Linked DNA regions of Homo sapiens: region 2 is linked to region 1. The links are chromatin contacts, found by Hi-C or POLR2A ChIA-PET in ENCODE. All regions are on one chromosome and are shown on one strand. The core of a region is the stretch at or near the end of the contact, and the rest is flanking DNA. Distances in the headings are between cores, read along the strand shown.

The links. A loop is a pair of places that touch in the nucleus more often than their neighbours do. ChIA-PET counts read pairs that join two places held with the same protein, here RNA polymerase II (POLR2A). Pooled maps may share reads with other maps.
Region 2: a loop to region 1 is called in a map of naive thymus-derived CD4-positive, alpha-beta T cell, with 6 times the contacts of the local background. The contact joins the enhancer-like site here to the promoter of PTGER1 in region 1. A Hi-C loop is called at or near these places in 1 of 168 maps with a recorded cell type or tissue (naive thymus-derived CD4-positive, alpha-beta T cell) and 7 of 50 pooled maps. POLR2A ChIA-PET finds 5 or more read pairs at or near these places in 6 of 52 experiments (Caco-2, H1, HepG2 and 3 more).

Annotation. Positions count from the first base shown.
Region 1 is chr19:14,472,784-14,477,303 of GRCh38, forward strand. PTGER1 (prostaglandin E receptor 1) reads right to left here and starts at 2,571. Exons shown (of 3, transcript NM_000955.3): 1 at 2,479-2,571; 2 at 596-1,554; 3 at 1-43. The coding sequence starts at 1,537. RefSeq lists an enhancer at 2,556-3,224 and a silencer at 3,641-4,123.
Region 2 is chr19:14,548,366-14,552,889 of GRCh38, forward strand. The region is part of intron 1 of TECR (trans-2,3-enoyl-CoA reductase); the gene reads left to right. It also overlaps a transcript of DNAJB1 not described here. Among named protein-coding and RNA genes, the nearest start is that of TECR, 21 kb to the left of the region's middle. RefSeq lists an enhancer at 3,316-3,815. Within about 2 kb of position 3,191, at least 23 of the 41 ENCODE cell types and tissues checked have a DNase peak (open chromatin) inside an H3K27ac peak, as active enhancers do.

The DNA.
Region 1 (4,520 bases), core at 1,321-3,820:
GGGAGGTAGAGCTCCAGCCGCCGACGGCCAGCGCCACCAACACCTGCGGGGGAAGCCGGTGTGAGCTATAGAGCAGGCGCGGGCGCAGGGGGGCGCAGGGATGGTGGGGGCGTGGCTGGAAGGTAAAAGCCTGGGAGGAGGGGCGAGCCGTCGCAGGGAGGGTAAATGGGGATCCAGATGAGAAACGGATGCGGAAAAAAAAGGGGGGCAAAGAAACAAACACCTTCAGTGGGTGGGGGTCCGGCCGTAGAGGAGTCTCAGGTGTCCCGGAAAGAGGAAAAGCAAGGGGGTTGGGTGAAAGGACTAGGGAATGAAGCGCGGCGACTTATAACGGTGGGGCAGGAGAGGAGGCTTGTGTGGGTCGGGGTGCGCTACAAAGACCCCAAAAAGGAAGAGGAGAGGGGGGCTAGGAGGAAGGATGGGAGGTCAGATGGAGAAGGCGATGCTGGCTTTCGGGGCAGGTGGGGCCTCTAGGGGCCGGGGCCTTGGTTGAGTCCAGGATGGAGGCCCCAGGTGTCCTGGGACGACAAAGGGCGGGAGGGTGCCGAGAGGGAGCGGGAAGGAGCGTGGCTCGAGGGGCCGGTGCGCCCCTCACCAGCATTGGGCTCCAGCAGATGCACGACACCACCATGATACCGACAAGCTGGCCCACCATCTCCACGTCGTGGGCGCGAGCTCTGCGTGCCGAGCCGCTGCTCCGAGAGCCGCCAAAGAAGGTGGAGGCCGAAGCGATGGACGAGGCGGACGAGGCGGAGGCCGAGCGGGGTCCGTGCGCCCCCCAGCGACGCCGGCTGTCGGGGCCTGAGGCCGGGGGAGGCCGTCGGGAGCGGCGTCGCCAGCGGGCGCGTAGCAGGGCCAGGCCGCTGAGCGTGTTGCACACCAGCGCGGCGAGGAGCGCGACCAGGCCGAGGCTGGCGAAGAGGCCAGCAAGCAGTGCCTGGCGCCAGCCGCCCGGGGGACCCAGGCCGATGAAGCACCACGTGCCCGGGTACTGCAGCTCATAGCGGCCCACGCGCGCCAGCGGCAGCAGCGCCACGGCCAAGGCCACCGCGGCCACCGCGGCCAGCGCCAGGCGCGCGCGGGCGACCGAGACCCGCGCGGCGTGGAGCAGCGGCCGCGTGACGCCCACGCAGCGCTCCACGGCCATGCCACAGCCCAGCAGCAGCGGGCACAGGCCGAAGAAGACCATGCAGCCGCCCAGGAAGTGGCAGGCCCCGCCGGCCGGAGCGCGCCCCGCAGTGTACAGACGCAGCACCAGCGCGCCCGGGATCACGTGGCCCGCCAGGTCGGTGGCCAGCAGGCTGGCCACGAACAGCAGGAAGGTGGCGGCCGAGCGGCGGCGTCGCAGGCGGCCCGCGGCCTGCGCCAGCAGCGCCAGCGCCAGCAGGTTGGACACGGCGCCCAGCGTCATGGAGAAGATGGGCAGCGCGGGCGAAGCGCCCGACGGCGGCACGGCCGACGTGTTGGGGACCCAGGGCGCCGCGCATGTGGTCGCCTCGCCCGCCAGGCTCAGGTTGAGGGGCCCGCAAGGGCTCATGTCAGGCGCCAGGGGTGCTGGATAGAGGAGAGGAGGGCAGAGTGAGGCTGGCTGGGCCCGGGCGGGGACCAGCCCACGGTGCCATCTCAGAACATCAGGGCCTGTTTGACTCCATGGCGTTCTCAGGCGGCCCCTCTGCCCATGGCAGTTGCCATGGGCAACTCCAAATGACCTGGCCACTCCATTTGGAAACCCTTCTCCCTCTCTTTTGCCTCTCACCACCCCATCTCCTGCTCCAGGGCCTCCCTCTAACCCCACTGGCCCTTTCTCTGCCCTTCATGGTTTCCTGCAAGATTCCCCCCAGCCCCGCCCTCAGGCATCTCTGCCAGTGCCTCCGACCCCCACCTTCCATTTTTACACCCAGCAAATTCCTGGGGCCTGTGGCTCCATCTGATAGCTCTCACCCATTTCTGCCACTGTGGCCCTACCTGACTTTCCCCATGTCAGCTTTACTCCAGTCCCATCCTCGATGCCCCAGCCCCATCTCTACCACCACGGGCACATCTCTCCCCACGGCCATGTCCCTGTCCCCCATGGACCCATCTCTGACCCCACATGGCACAGCCACATCTGTGCCATGGACCCATCTCTGCCCCTGCCCCATGGACCTGCCTCTGCTCCACTGCGGTCTCTCGCCAGGCCCTACCCCGATCACCTCTGCCTCACCCTGGGTGCCCACGGTTCCACTCCATATCCCTGCCCCAGAGGCCTGGAGGCGGCCCCACGACCATCCACTCTTTGATATCCTGGTGGTGAGGGCTGAAAGGGCGGAACTGCCCACCAGGCCAGATGGGAAGGGAGGATGGACAGACGGTAAGACAGGGACGCACAGATCAGGGAGAAGAGCCCGGGGACACAGGACGGACAGCAGGTGGCCATGGCCCCACCCCTTCATGCCCTCCTCCTCCCCAATCAGGGACCCTCATGTGCAACCCCCTTACCCGGCACTGCCTGGGATGTGGGGTCCCCATCACCGGCCGCTCAGCCCTGCCGCCCACTGCGCCCTGGCTCTCCGGCAAGCCGCTTCCTCCCTCCCTCTTCCTGGGGCGGCTCCTCAGCTCCTCCCGCCGCCCTTGCTGGCCTCCAGGGGCCGCTCCACCCCGCGCACGCCCGCTGGGGGCCTGGAGTGGCAGAGACCCCCCTCTCTGCTCCTGGCAATGGGCGGGGGCCACTCTGGGCCCCAGCGGCTCCCTCCACGAGGAGTGAGGCTCCCTGGAGTTGGTCTGGCCCCATGTGACCCCCTCCTCCCAGCAGGGCGGGAGCAGCCCCCTTCCCCCCCAGGATCGGGCCTCTTGCCTCATTAATAAAGCGGATAAAATCTAAACACTGGAAAATGTGAGCGTCGTCTGGGGCGGGCTGGGGCAGCTGCAGGGGGTGCCACTGCCCCCCTCCCTGGGGCTTTGGAGCTAGAGAGGCTAACTCCAATTCTGTGGGGCCAGCAATGCCCCCCCTGCCCTGCCAAAGCCTTCGTGGATGTCGGGGTGGGTGCTGGTGGGCAGGGCCTCGGGTAGACCAGCTTGGGTCAGGCCCAGCCTGGCCAGGGGATCCGCCTATTTATACAGGGGCTTAAGCCCCGGCTAGGGCCACAGCGAGTCATATCCTGGGAGGAGGCTGAAAGGGGGCAGGGGAACCAGGAGGCCTGGCGACCTGGGGACTCTCCCCAGTGACTGGCTCCTTTAAGATGGGCTGAGTGACACCTGTGACACACGTCCTAAGACACAAAGACTCGCCTCCTGCCCTGAGAAGTAGGGTCACACTGGCACAGCCTCACACCCTAAGACATACAATCCTGTCACTTACCACTCAGTTTCATCCTGTCCCCATCTCAGCACAGCCAGGTTGCTGCCGCCACATCCCTGAACTCAGGGTCTTACCCCCAGCGCCGGGACGCACCCAGAGTTACTGCCTCAATTCCAGCCCCTCCCAACACCCCAAAATGCAGCCCTCTGAGATGATCACCCGAACCACCCTCCTTAGTGCTGGGAAATAGGGTCTCACTTGGCACCCCGAGAGATACACACACGCACACACACTCCTTATTGCCAAAACTGCCCCTGACCACACTCTGTTTGACTTTCAATGACCCCTCAACAATCCCAGACAGGCCCCACCAGCACACTCCGTACACCCAAGGCACAAGAAGTGACACCCCCCGCCGCTGGACACCAGAGACCTAGCTGGCCACCCCCACCCTCACCCAGAAACAGCAACGCCCTGAGACACACACACCTGCACCCCTAGAGACCCCTAGACCTAGCCAGCACCCCCACCCAGGAAACAGCAACACCCCGAGACATACCCTGACACCCCTGAACACCCCAAGGCCTAGCCAAGCACCCCTCCTTGCCCCAGAAACAGCACCCTAAGACACACACCCCCACACCCCGGGACACCCCAAGACACAGTCACTCCGTTGCACTCCCCACCACCAGACACTGCCAGTTACACCTGCAATTGCCCTGGAACACAGAGCCGGTTATCACATCCCTTACCCACGACACAGCCCTCCCTCATTGCGTCACGAGCCATCAACACTCTTGATAGACTCACAGTGCTACCCAACACCCGAGACACACATAGCCACACCCCTTCACCACCGCAAGCGGCTCCCAGCACAGACACCTGAGGAGCCCACAGGTGCCCGGGGATGCCCTGAGTCACCAGGACTGCGGCTCCCCGACTCCACCCGGGTCTGTCCACCAACACCCAGCCCCCAGGGTCTTCCCCTTTTCCCCCTTCCCCTCTTCCTGGTGGCCCAGTGCCCGCCCGCCTTTTGGAACGAGGATTGCAAGCTGGCCTCGGACTTCCCCACAGCCTCTCGGCTCACCCCCAAGCATTCCTGTGGGGCCTTCTGGCCCAGCGCCCCTTGCTTCAATCCCTTCCCTTCCCTCCAGGTCTGGCCAGGGTCCCACCCCGCCTTTCCCTGATCACCCTCAATCCTCGAAGATGAGTGGGTTGTCAAAACAAGTATGCTGGGTTTATG
Region 2 (4,524 bases), core at 1,941-4,440, 76 kb after region 1:
CCCAGGCCCTAAGCTGTTTGACTCTGCTCTTTCTCTCATGCCTCATGTCCAAATGTCAGCACATCCCTTAGCTCAGCATTCTAGAATTTAACCACTTCTCATCAGCCTCACTGCCGTTACCAGGCCTAAGCCAGGGGTTGGCAAACTTAATCCAGCTAGCAAAGATCTTAGGCTTTGCCTAAGGGTCTCTGCAGCACTGCTCATCTCTGTCGTCTCTTTTTTTTCTTTTAGAGACGGAGTTTTGCACTGTCGCCCAGGCTGGAGTGCGGTGGTGCGATCTCGACTCACTGCAACCTCCGCTTCCCAGGTTCAAGCAATTCTCCTGTCTCAGCCTCCCAAGTAGCTGGGATTACAGGCACGCATCACCACGTCTGGCTAATTTTTGTATTTTGGTAGAGACGGGTTCACCATGTTGGCCAGGCTGGTCTCAAACTCCTGATTTCAAGTGATCTGCTCACTTTGGCCTCCCAAAGTGCTGTGATTACAGGCGGGAGCCACCGCATCCAACCATCTCAGACATCTCAGCAGCAGTGATACCACTGTGGCAGCCACAGATGACATCCAGTGAGCATGGCGTGTTCAATACAACTCTATTTATGGACACCAAAATTTGAATTTAATTTTCACATATCATGAAATAGGTTTCTTTGATTTTTTTTTTCCATCCGCTTAAAAAGGTAAAAACGTCATGTATTTTTTAAAAGATAAAACAAAAGTTAAAGCCATTTTTAGTCGGTTCAAAAGCCGGCAGTAGACCAGAGTTGCCCTATCGGCTGTAGTTTGCTGACCCATTTGTCTAAGCCATCATTACCTTCACAGAATTATTTCCACAACCTTTAATTGGACTTTTTTTTTTTTTTTTTTTTGAGATGGAGTCTCACTCTGTCGCCAGGCTGGGGTGCAGTGGTGCGATCTCAGCTCACTGCAACCTCTGCCTCCCGGGTTCAAGCAGTTCTCCTGCCTCAGCCTCCCAAGGAGCTGGGACTACAGGCATGCGCCACCATGCCCAGCTAACTTTTGTATTTGTCATAGAGATGGGGTTTCACCATATTGGCCAGGCTAGTCTTGAACTCCTAGTCTTGAAGACCTTGTGATCTGCCCTCCTTGGCCCCCTAACCCGGCTAAGTTTTTAAAAGTTTTTGTAGAGATAAGGGTCTTACTATGTTGCCCAGCCTGGCCTCAAACTCTTGGGCTCAAGTGATCCTCCTGCCCTGGCCTCCCAAAGTGCTGGGATTACAGGCATGAGCCAGCGTACCTGACCTGCACTCAGCTTTTGGCCTCTTTATAAAATACTGTAGGCCAGGCGCAGTGGCTCACGCCTGTAATCCCAGCACTTAGGGAGGCTTAGGCGGGCAGATCACGAGGTCAGGAGTTTGAGACGAGCCTGACCAACATGGTGAAACCCCATCTCTACTAAAAATACAAAAATTAGCTGGGCATGGTGGCATGCACCCGTAATCCCAGCTACTCAGGAGGCTGAGGCAGGAGAATCACTGGAACTCGGCATGCGGAGGTTGCAGTGAGCCGAGATTGTGCCACTGCGCTCCAGCCTGGGCAACACAGTGAGACTCTGTCTCAAAAAAAAAAATAAAAAAAATAAACTATACACCTGCCCCCTTCAACTGCCACTCCCTGTCCCCTTTCCTTTCTTTCTTCTTTCCATGTCGCACGTCACCTTTGAACATATTACATATAGCGATTTATTTCATTGTCACTCTTTCTTTGCCAAGATGTGAGTTCCATGCGAGCAGGGATTTTTGTCTCTCCTTCTATAGCTGAACCCCACAGTCCTTAACAGGGCCTGGCATGTGTCAGTGAACAAACGAGCCTCAGTTTCCTTACCTGCAAAAGAGGATGAATACATTGTAAAGGAGATGATTCGTGTTGAGGATGAGCCTCCGTGCCTGGCTGGTTGTGAGTGGGCGGGTGGTGTTAGCTGCCGCCGCGTGTATAAAGCCTGCCACGTAGATCCCAGTCTAGGCTCTTTGGCAAGCTGAGCTCATGGGGGTGGACTAACCTGTCTGCTGGACTCGGGCAGTCGGGGGTTGGCCCGGATGAGCTCCTCCTGCTCCTCCAGTCAGTTTGTATCTGCAGGGCTCAGCCTCTGGCCCCCTTCCAGCTTCCTGGTCCGACAGCGCCTTCCTGCCCTGAGTTGGAGAGAGACCCAGGTGTCGTCCCCAACTGCCACCCAGCTGTGGGTGCAGGGATGCAGTTCTGGACCATCCCCTGGGGGTCTGGGACCTGGGGAGTTGAGTGTTTGGCCTTTACACTGGAGCTCCTTGAGGGCTGGCCCCAGCGGCCAGGAGTGTCAGTTTTTTGGTTTGTTTGTTTTTTAGATGGAGTCTTGCTCTGTTGCACATGCAGCAGTATAGTGGCGTGATCTCAGCTCACTGCAACCTTCACCTCCTGGGTTCATGCGATTCTCCTGTCTCAGCCTCCCCCGTAGCTGGGACTACAGGCCCGTACCACTATGCCCAGCTAATTTTTGTAGAGACAGGGTTTCACCATGTTAGCCAGGCTGGTGTCGAACTCCTGACCTCAGATGATCTGCCCACCTTGGCCTCCCAGAGTACTGGGATTACAGGCATGAACTACCACACCCGGCCGCTCCTTTTACTTATGAGGACACTCCTTTCTCTTATTAAGTCCACCTTAAATTCAGGATAATGTCATCTTAAGATCCTTAATTATATCTGCAAAGACACTATTTTTTTTTCTTTTTTTGATATGGAGTCTTGCTTTGTCACCCAGGCTGGAGTGCAGTGGTGCGATCTCGGCTCACTGCAACCTCCACCTCCCAGGTTCATAACGATTCTCCTGCCTCAGGCTCCTGAGTAGCTGGGATTACAGGCACCCACCACCACACCCAGCTAATTTTTTTGTATTTTTAGTAGAGATAGGGTTTCATCATGTTGGCCAGGCTACTCTCGAACTCCTGACCTCAGGTGATCCACCCACCTCGGCCTCCCAGAGTACTGGGATTACAGGCGTGAGCCACTGCACCTGGCCAATTATTATATTTTGTGTAGAGAAGGAGTTTTGACATGTTGCACAGGCTGCAGGAATTCCCTAATTCCTAAGCAGTCCCTGTGTTAGATGGTCTTGCAGGCACACCCATTTACTAGTTGGAGAAGCAGACAGGCAAGGCAGGTCTGACACCGCCCCCTGTGGCAGTGCCTCTCAGTCAGCATTGAGGACGCGCCCCTGCTTTTCTAGGCCCATTGGCTGTCTTAGCTAGTGACAGGAAAACATGCAGGAGGCATTGCCACAGCTGTAAACCCTGCCTGGGCCCCGCTGTGGTATGAGTTGCTGATAGACCTTTTGCTCTGGTACAGCCTGGCTGTGTGAGGCTGTGGGGCAGAGGCCAGCGGGCTGGGTCCTCAGGCCAGGCAGAGAGGCTCAGTTCTTGGTGTCTGCTGGAGGATCGCATCCAGGGTGGTGGGTTTTTTGTTTTTTTGTTTTTGTTTTTCTTTTGTTTGGTTTTACCCTTATTTCTTTATTTCTTCCTTTCTTCCTCTTTTTCTTTCCTTTCTCTCTCTCTCTCTCCCCCTCCCTCCCTCCCTCTCTCTCTCCCTCCCTCCCTCTCTCTCTCTCTCTCTCTCTCTCTTTCTCTCTTTTTTTTTTTTTGAGATGGAGTCTCGCTCTGTCGCCCAGGCTGGAGTGCAGTCAGTGGTGCAGTCATAACTCAGCCTTGACCTCCTGGGCTCAAGCAGTCCATCTACCTTGGCCTCCCAAAGTGCTGAGATTACAGGCATGAGCCACCGCGCCTGGCCTTTTTCTTTTCTTTCTTTCTTTCTTTCTTTTTTCTTTTTTTTTTTTTTTGAGATAGCGTGTCTTCTGTCCCCCAGGCTGGAGTGCAGTGGTGCAATGATAGGTCACTGCAGCCTTGACCTCCCGGGCTCAAGCAATCCTCCCAGTCTGGCCTCCCAAACTGCTGGGATTATAGGCGTGAGCCACCGTGCCCGGCCTGCCTTTTCCTTTCTCTGTTGCACATAGCCCTGCTCTCTAGGATGGAGGCATTATTTTATTGTAGGAGCTTTGGGCCTGAGCAAGCTGGGTGGACACTCACATGGGCACTTCCAGGCTACTTACCTTGGGCGAGGGCTTCCTCGTTCCCAAGCCCCAGTTTTCCAAGCCACGTAACAGGCATCACAGTCTTTTTCTTTTCTTTTCTTTTCTTTTTTTTTGAGAGGAGTCTCGTTCTGTCGCCCAGGCTGGAGTGCAGTGGCGCAATCTCTGGCTCACTGCAAGCTCCGCCTCCCGGGTTCACGCCATTCTCCTGCCTCAGCCTCCCGAGTAGCTGGGACTACAGGCACCCGCCACCATGCCCGGCTAACTTTTTTTGTACTTTTAGTAGAGACGGGGTTTCACTGTGTTAGCCAGGATGGTCTTGATCTCCTGACCTCGTGATCCACCCGCCTCGGCCTCCCAAAGTGCTGGGATTACAGGTGTGAGCCACTGCGCCCGGCCCAGTCTTTTTCTTATAGGGCCTGGGTGAGGCCTGGGTGGCAGTCTCAGCATAGT